2 separate regions of the Mus musculus genome follow, and region 2 is linked to region 1. A link is a loop called in an ENCODE intact Hi-C map of the cell type or tissue named here. Cell type or tissue: heart. All regions are shown on one strand. Links, peaks and the distances in the headings refer to the core of each region. The heading gives the core; the rest is flanking DNA.

The links. Hi-C counts contacts between places; a loop is a spot of excess contacts. Peaks named below come from ENCODE experiments on the same cell type or tissue, not always from the same donor. Only the 100,000 strongest peaks of a DNase experiment are listed, where the experiment ranks them.
Region 2: it touches region 1 in a loop (2.2-fold over the local background); 3 of 42 quality-filtered maps call a loop at or near these places.

The regions. Positions count from the first base shown.
Region 1 is chr8:71,366,244-71,369,144 of GRCm38, reverse strand. It overlaps Use1 (unconventional SNARE in the ER 1 homolog (S. cerevisiae)), which reads right to left and starts at 1,928. Exons shown (of 8, transcript NM_025917.4): 1 at 1,776-1,928; 2 at 1,452-1,501; 3 at 1,297-1,375; 4 at 1,034-1,186; 5 at 583-595; 6 at 268-295; 7 at 1-13. The coding sequence starts at 1,910. In heart, for the core only: no CTCF peak of the experiment used is centred there; DNase peaks (open chromatin) are centred at 518, 1,624 and 2,264; H3K4me3 peaks cover 2,217 bases; H3K27ac peaks cover 2,412 bases.
Region 2 is chr8:71,487,348-71,490,248 of GRCm38, reverse strand. It overlaps Gtpbp3 (GTP binding protein 3), which reads right to left and starts at 1,521. Exons shown (of 9, transcript NM_032544.4): 1 at 1,409-1,521; 2 at 931-1,178; 3 at 735-821. The coding sequence starts at 1,461. In heart, for the core only: a CTCF peak has its summit at 1,524; DNase peaks (open chromatin) are centred at 211, 1,598 and 2,368; H3K4me3 peaks cover 2,500 bases; H3K27ac peaks cover 1,770 bases.

The DNA.
Region 1 (2,901 bases), core at 235-2,734:
GGACCCCTTCGCACTGCTGACGCCACATTTGTAGGTCCCCAGTAGTGATAGGTAAAGACATCCATGTGGCCCTTTCCCAAGGATCCCAGGGCCCATGGCACCACCCTCAGTTCTACTGGGGACTCAGTTTCCCCTGCTCTTTTACATTCTGGGAACAGCAGCCCCAGAAAGGACTTCCAGCAGGCAGCTGGTCCTTATAGCAGCTCAGGGGCCCCAGCTTCAGCCGCTCATTTCCCTTCCCTGTCACGCTGTGGCTGAAATACTCACGCTCGTTTCCTCATGTCCACCTCACATTCTGGAAGCAAAAGAGGCCAAGAACAAAGAAGATAGCTTTCTTGTTTCCAAACTTCTGACCTTGATCAGCAAAATGCTGTTCTGCCTGTGAACTGCTTTTTGCCCACTCTCCCTGGTCCCAGATCCCTCTCAATGGCCTAGCACTGTGCTGGGAACCATCCTCTTTCTCAGCCTCCCCTCAGGCAAAGATGACCCTGGGACCTCTTCCTGGGCTGGGAAAAATCAAGGGGGATGGGCAGGCATGAGGGCTGTGGGGTGGCAGGAACAGTCATGCTCAGCATGTCTCACCTCCAGATGGTTCCTGTGGGGAGGAGAGAGGAATGAGGCCATGCTCTTTGATATCTTCCCTAAATCTCTCTCTGCTTTGGGCTGACTCATGTAAAGCTGTGGGGCCAACTCTGGGGTTTAACCAGATGTGGTCCATTCTTCTTTGTTTTGCTAATTTTTTTTAAGACAGAGTTTCTCTGTGTAGCCCTGATTACTGGACTTATTCTGTAGAGCAAGCAGGCTGGCTTTGAACTCACAAAGATCTGCCTGCCTCTGCCTCCTCAGTGCTGAGGTTTAAAGACGTGTACTACCACCACCCAGCCAAATTCCTCTTCTTGAGCACAGTGCCTTCCTGGGGAAGCCTTGCCTAAGGCCCACTAGAGTTTGTGGTATTATTCCAGTCTTTCCCCTCTGAAGACTACTCTTTTTGCTATCCAGAGGTTGGTCCCAAGTACAAGGGAGGGAATCGTACCATGCCCAACAGCTCACTCCGCATCTCACTGGTGTAACGTGCCCTAGACTGCAAATGTACAGTCTTGGTGGCAGGCACCCGCTCCTTGGCTGTGGTGGGCACGCGGCCAGGAGCCAGGAACTGGTTAGCTAGAGCTTTTTCAGAGGAGGAGGTCTGAGGAGACATAGGAAGGGGAAGACGAGTTACTGGGGGGCTGTGCCCTGGTCCTAGGGGCTGTGGGGAACTGAGTGAGGCCCGCCTGAGGGATGGGAGGGCAGGCTCACCAACTTCTCGGCCTGCAGCATGCCCTTCAGAAAGTCCACTTTGCGGGAGTACTCGCTGATCACTTCTGAGGCCGGTTTACTGAAAGGCAGCAGGAAAAAGTTAGTCTGCTGCTGTGCCGTCGTAGGAGGTGGTGACTCGGTGCCCCCACACTCACCTTGCTTGAACTTTCAGGGCCTGCAGCATGTCTTCCAGGGCACCCACATACTGGGAGGGAAGGTATGGTGTCAGCCAAGCCAGTGGCCCAAGGCAGGAGCAAACCAGGGAGAGGGGTGGGACCCGGAGAGGAGTCAGAGAGGGGAGGGGACATAAGCGAAGACCTAGAATTGAGAGGGCGTGGCCTGTGCGTGAAGCTGTAGGGAGAAAACTAGGACGTCAGGGGTTACGCACGAGGGGCGTGTCGCCGCGGACCAGAAGGAGCGGAGACAGTGGCCTGTGGAGTTGGTTCGCAGGCCTTTGCGGCGGCGTGGGAATCCCTCACCTTCTCCAGTCGCCACTCGTCCGGTTCTCGTTTTTCTGCCGCCATCGACTCACAGCGACAAAGCAGCCGTACCAGGTTCAACTCCAACCGCGACGTCGCCAGCGGGCGATGATAGGCTCCTTCCGCCTGCGCCATCTTAGAAAAGGGCGGAAGTGCCTGAGTGAGGTCCTTCCCCTCCGAGGTCCGCCCTGCTACGCTTGGGACGGAAGTAGAGTTTTATTTCAAGCCGCAGTTTATTCAAAGATAAATCGTTTTCGTCCCTGTCTCTTTTTAAAATGATGGTCTTGATACCTGGCCTTTTTCGTTTTTTGAAGCAGAGTCTCTGTAGTCCATGTAGGCCCTGAACAGCCGATTATGTCCGGCGAGAATTCGTTGAAAGGACTGGAAAAGCCATTCCTCATCTTCCCTCGCCGGTCATTGCATTCCGCTTGTTCACCTCGCCTCTGCGCGCGCAGTGCACGTGTTTTCTACCTCTGTAGCGGGAACCTTGACCTGGGGTCTCCCCCGACCCTGCTTGATGACGTGTCAGTTGGGCGTTTCCATCTGGCCGGACCTGCTAGTTTCCAGTCCTGGCTGCCAGCATCCTGAGCTTTAATAAATCATGGTCCATGGCCCCCCCTTCCCTAGCTACCAGCAACTCTCTTTCATTTTAGGTTACATGTAGTCGGCTACATGATCGAGGCCCCGAAGGATGGAGAATATTGTACCTCCCGAAGAACTTAGCCAATGAGAAATTCAGGGATCAGGGAATGAATGCCATGAGGATTATAAAACAAGCCAGGATGCCCTGGAGCTGGATTTACCGTGGTTGTGAACCAATATTAGGTTTACCTCTTTCACTCGCATGTAACTTATGAGCATTAGAAATGCTAGACAAGCCGTCTCAGTCCACGTTTTTAGAAAAGATGCCTGTGACTCCGGGGATCTGACACCTCTGATTTCTTCACGTTTCATATGCACACACCAACACACAATTAAACATAACATTTTAACCTGGGCAGGGTGGTGGTAGGGTTTTAATCCTAGCACTCAGGAGAAAGAGGCAGGTGGATCTTTGAGTTTGAGGCCAGCTTGGTCTACAGAGAGAGTTCCAAGACAGCCAGGGCTACACAGAGAAACCCTGTCT
Region 2 (2,901 bases), core at 136-2,635, 120 kb before region 1:
GTGGGTTTTCAGGTGACACAACTTCGTCAGAGTCCCCTGATCCTGTAAGGAATCACAGGAAGCTCACTGATTCTTTGGGCTGGACCCTAATGGGTCAGTGGTCAGTTACTGGGTGTGACCACCACACCCCATCTGGGGGATGTAGATATCTCTCTTAGAACCCAGGCCAGCAAGCTGTTGAGGTCACCTGCAGTTGCCCCTCCCCATCAGTGCTGATTACACACGCAGGCCCCAGACTGACAGAGTGCTGGCCATCAGGGGCTTCCTGTGGCAAACTTGTTGGATGAACACACATTAAGTAAAGGTGACACAATTCTTTCTGAAAAGGCAAGACCCTCCCTATCCCCACCACCCAGAAATCACAGAAAGCCTGGTTGTACGCTGGTACATCGTACCAGCTACTCATCAACTCCCTAAATAGGACTTAGCACTTCCTCCAAACAACTACCACCAAACATGCACTTGAGTCTGAGCTTTCCTCAAAGTCCTCCCCATGCTGAAGTCTCTGCGTGTGTGTGTGACACCAGGAAGTCAAAAGACAGCCTGCAGGAATCAATTCTCACCTTTCACCACTCGGGTTCACATTTGGCAACAATCACCTTTACTGGCAGAGTCATCTAGAAGGCCTGGGTTAATATGATACATCTCTTCTCCCAAATGACAATGTGTTTTGCAGTCTATCTCCAATACCTTTTAGTCTCCCCCAGGAACAGTGCCACTCAACAGAGCCTCACCCAATGCCTGCAAGACACCGCTGACCACCGCAGGACCTCCGTGTACGTGAAACTCCACGCAATCCTCACCCGTGAAACTCTGGGGTCCTTGTATGGAAAAAAGCAGAGTTAGGGGATGGGCACGACCCGGGCTGACTCCTGGAGGGGACTGAGACCCGGACACGAGCGCCGTGGGCTCCCGGATCCGGCCCCTCACCTGGGAACCAGAGGACGAGTGAGCGGTCCAGTGGCTCCCCGGAGCACGGGTGGCGGAGAAGGCGCAGGCAGGCTCTGCGGGCAGGAGGCGGCTCCTGGAGCGCCGTGAGGCTGCGGAGCGCGAGCCCGCTAGCTGGACCGCTGGTGCGGATCACTGCGATGGCGCAGCGTCCCTGGCCGGAGCTGAGTGCGAAGATGGTGCTGCTGGGGACTAAGGACTCTGCACTGGTGCTGCAGCGTGCGCACAGCCTGGAGATCGGAAAGGAAACGAGTAAGCGCATCCAGAAACCCGAGCCTCGGGGTGAACATGGACGGAGGGATGGTCGCCCGTTGATGCCCAAGCTGTACGAGCGGTGGCCAGGCGATGGGCTTGGAAAGACACGGCAGCTGCGGGAGGAGGAACGGGGTCTGGAACTTCAGGGGCAAACCTGGGTCCTAAAGCAACGTCTAGCGCGTGACAGCGGGTCCGTGCCACTCACCTGAGGGGCGCCCACGCCGCCTGGGTCACCAGGGCGCTCAGCCCACGCCACATGGATTTCCAATTTTGCAAGCACCTTGGCCGACACTCCCGCAGGGCTTCAAGTTCGGGAAGAAAGTCCTGCCCCTTTGCGGTGTGACTTAGCGGTACGACTCTCAACTACCATTGGATCGCCTATAGGAGGTCCCGCCCTCTATCTATAGATTTTGATTCCTATTGGCTGATCCAAGGGAAACGAAGTTGGGATGCGGGTGTGTACAACGCAAGAGTGTCCCGCGGAAACACAGAGCAAAGTTTTCGGTTCCTAGAGCAACAGGTATCTGACACAATAGTGGGAGGAAGAAAATGCAGGATATATCTCAGCGGTGGTTCGAGCCCTTCTTTTCCTTGTGCCCATTCCGTAGTCTTAGAGAAGCTAAGAAGCTATGTGTGCGCTCCGACTGTAAAGTCCATGAAAGGCAGCGCAGAAGGCACTTGCTGCCAAACTTGACAATCTGAGTTCTATCCCCGGGATCAGCTTAGTGAAGGAGACCAGACTTGTGCAAGTTGTCCTTTCACCATCACGAGGGAGGTGGGGTCGGGGTATTCTACACCCAGTTAGAGACAGAAAACTCAAAGCATCTTAGTGACTGCAGGGGATGAGTTCCGGGAGAAGCCACGCCCTAGGTCAGGGAAAATCTGGTCCAAACTTCTGGGAAGTTTCTTCCTGGCCCTTCTTGTGTCTCTTCACTGATCCCCGCTACCCCATCTTTGCCAGCTGCAGCTCCTGGGCAAGTATCTTTAGCCAGGCGCCATCCCCAGGCAAGGAAGCCTTTCTGGCGGTTCCAGCCCAGCTCCAGCCCTGGCTTCCCCGCCCTCTTCGGGGTCCCGGTTGGCCGCAGGTCCGATGTGTGTTCCGGGATAGGCATCCTGGGGCCTCCAGTTAACTTCGGGTTAACCCGGGACAGCACTGAACTGCGGGGTGAAGGAGCAGGCTCGAATACCAGGTTCTGGGCGGGCGGGGCTTCGCGAGCGCCCTCGCACTGCCAATTCTCTGGTTCTCGACTTGTGCGGGCGGGCGCTCTTTAGTTAGTGCTGCCGGGTACAGTATAGTCTCAAAGCCCTCAGGTTCCCATCTGCCCTACTTTCAGTCTGTGAAACAGGGACAGTGACGTTGTCCATCTCCTGTGGTCCCATCTTTTTTGTTTGTTTGTGTGTTTGTTTTTGTTTTGTTTTTTTCGAGACAGGGTTTCTCTGTGTAGCCCTGGCTGTCCTGGAACTCACTCTGTAGACCAGGCTGGCCTGGAACTCAGAAATCCGCCTGCCTCTGCCTCCCAAGTGCTGGGATTAAAAGCGTGCGCCACCAGTGCCCGGCCCCCGTGGTTCCATCTTAACACGTTTAGAGCAAGTGCTCATTACCTACTAAGTGCTCACAGGACTTCAGGGTGGGCCACTCTGAAGTGGGAAAACATGGGAGATCAGGGCTGTGGGTTTTGGTGCTTGCTTCTAAGTCTG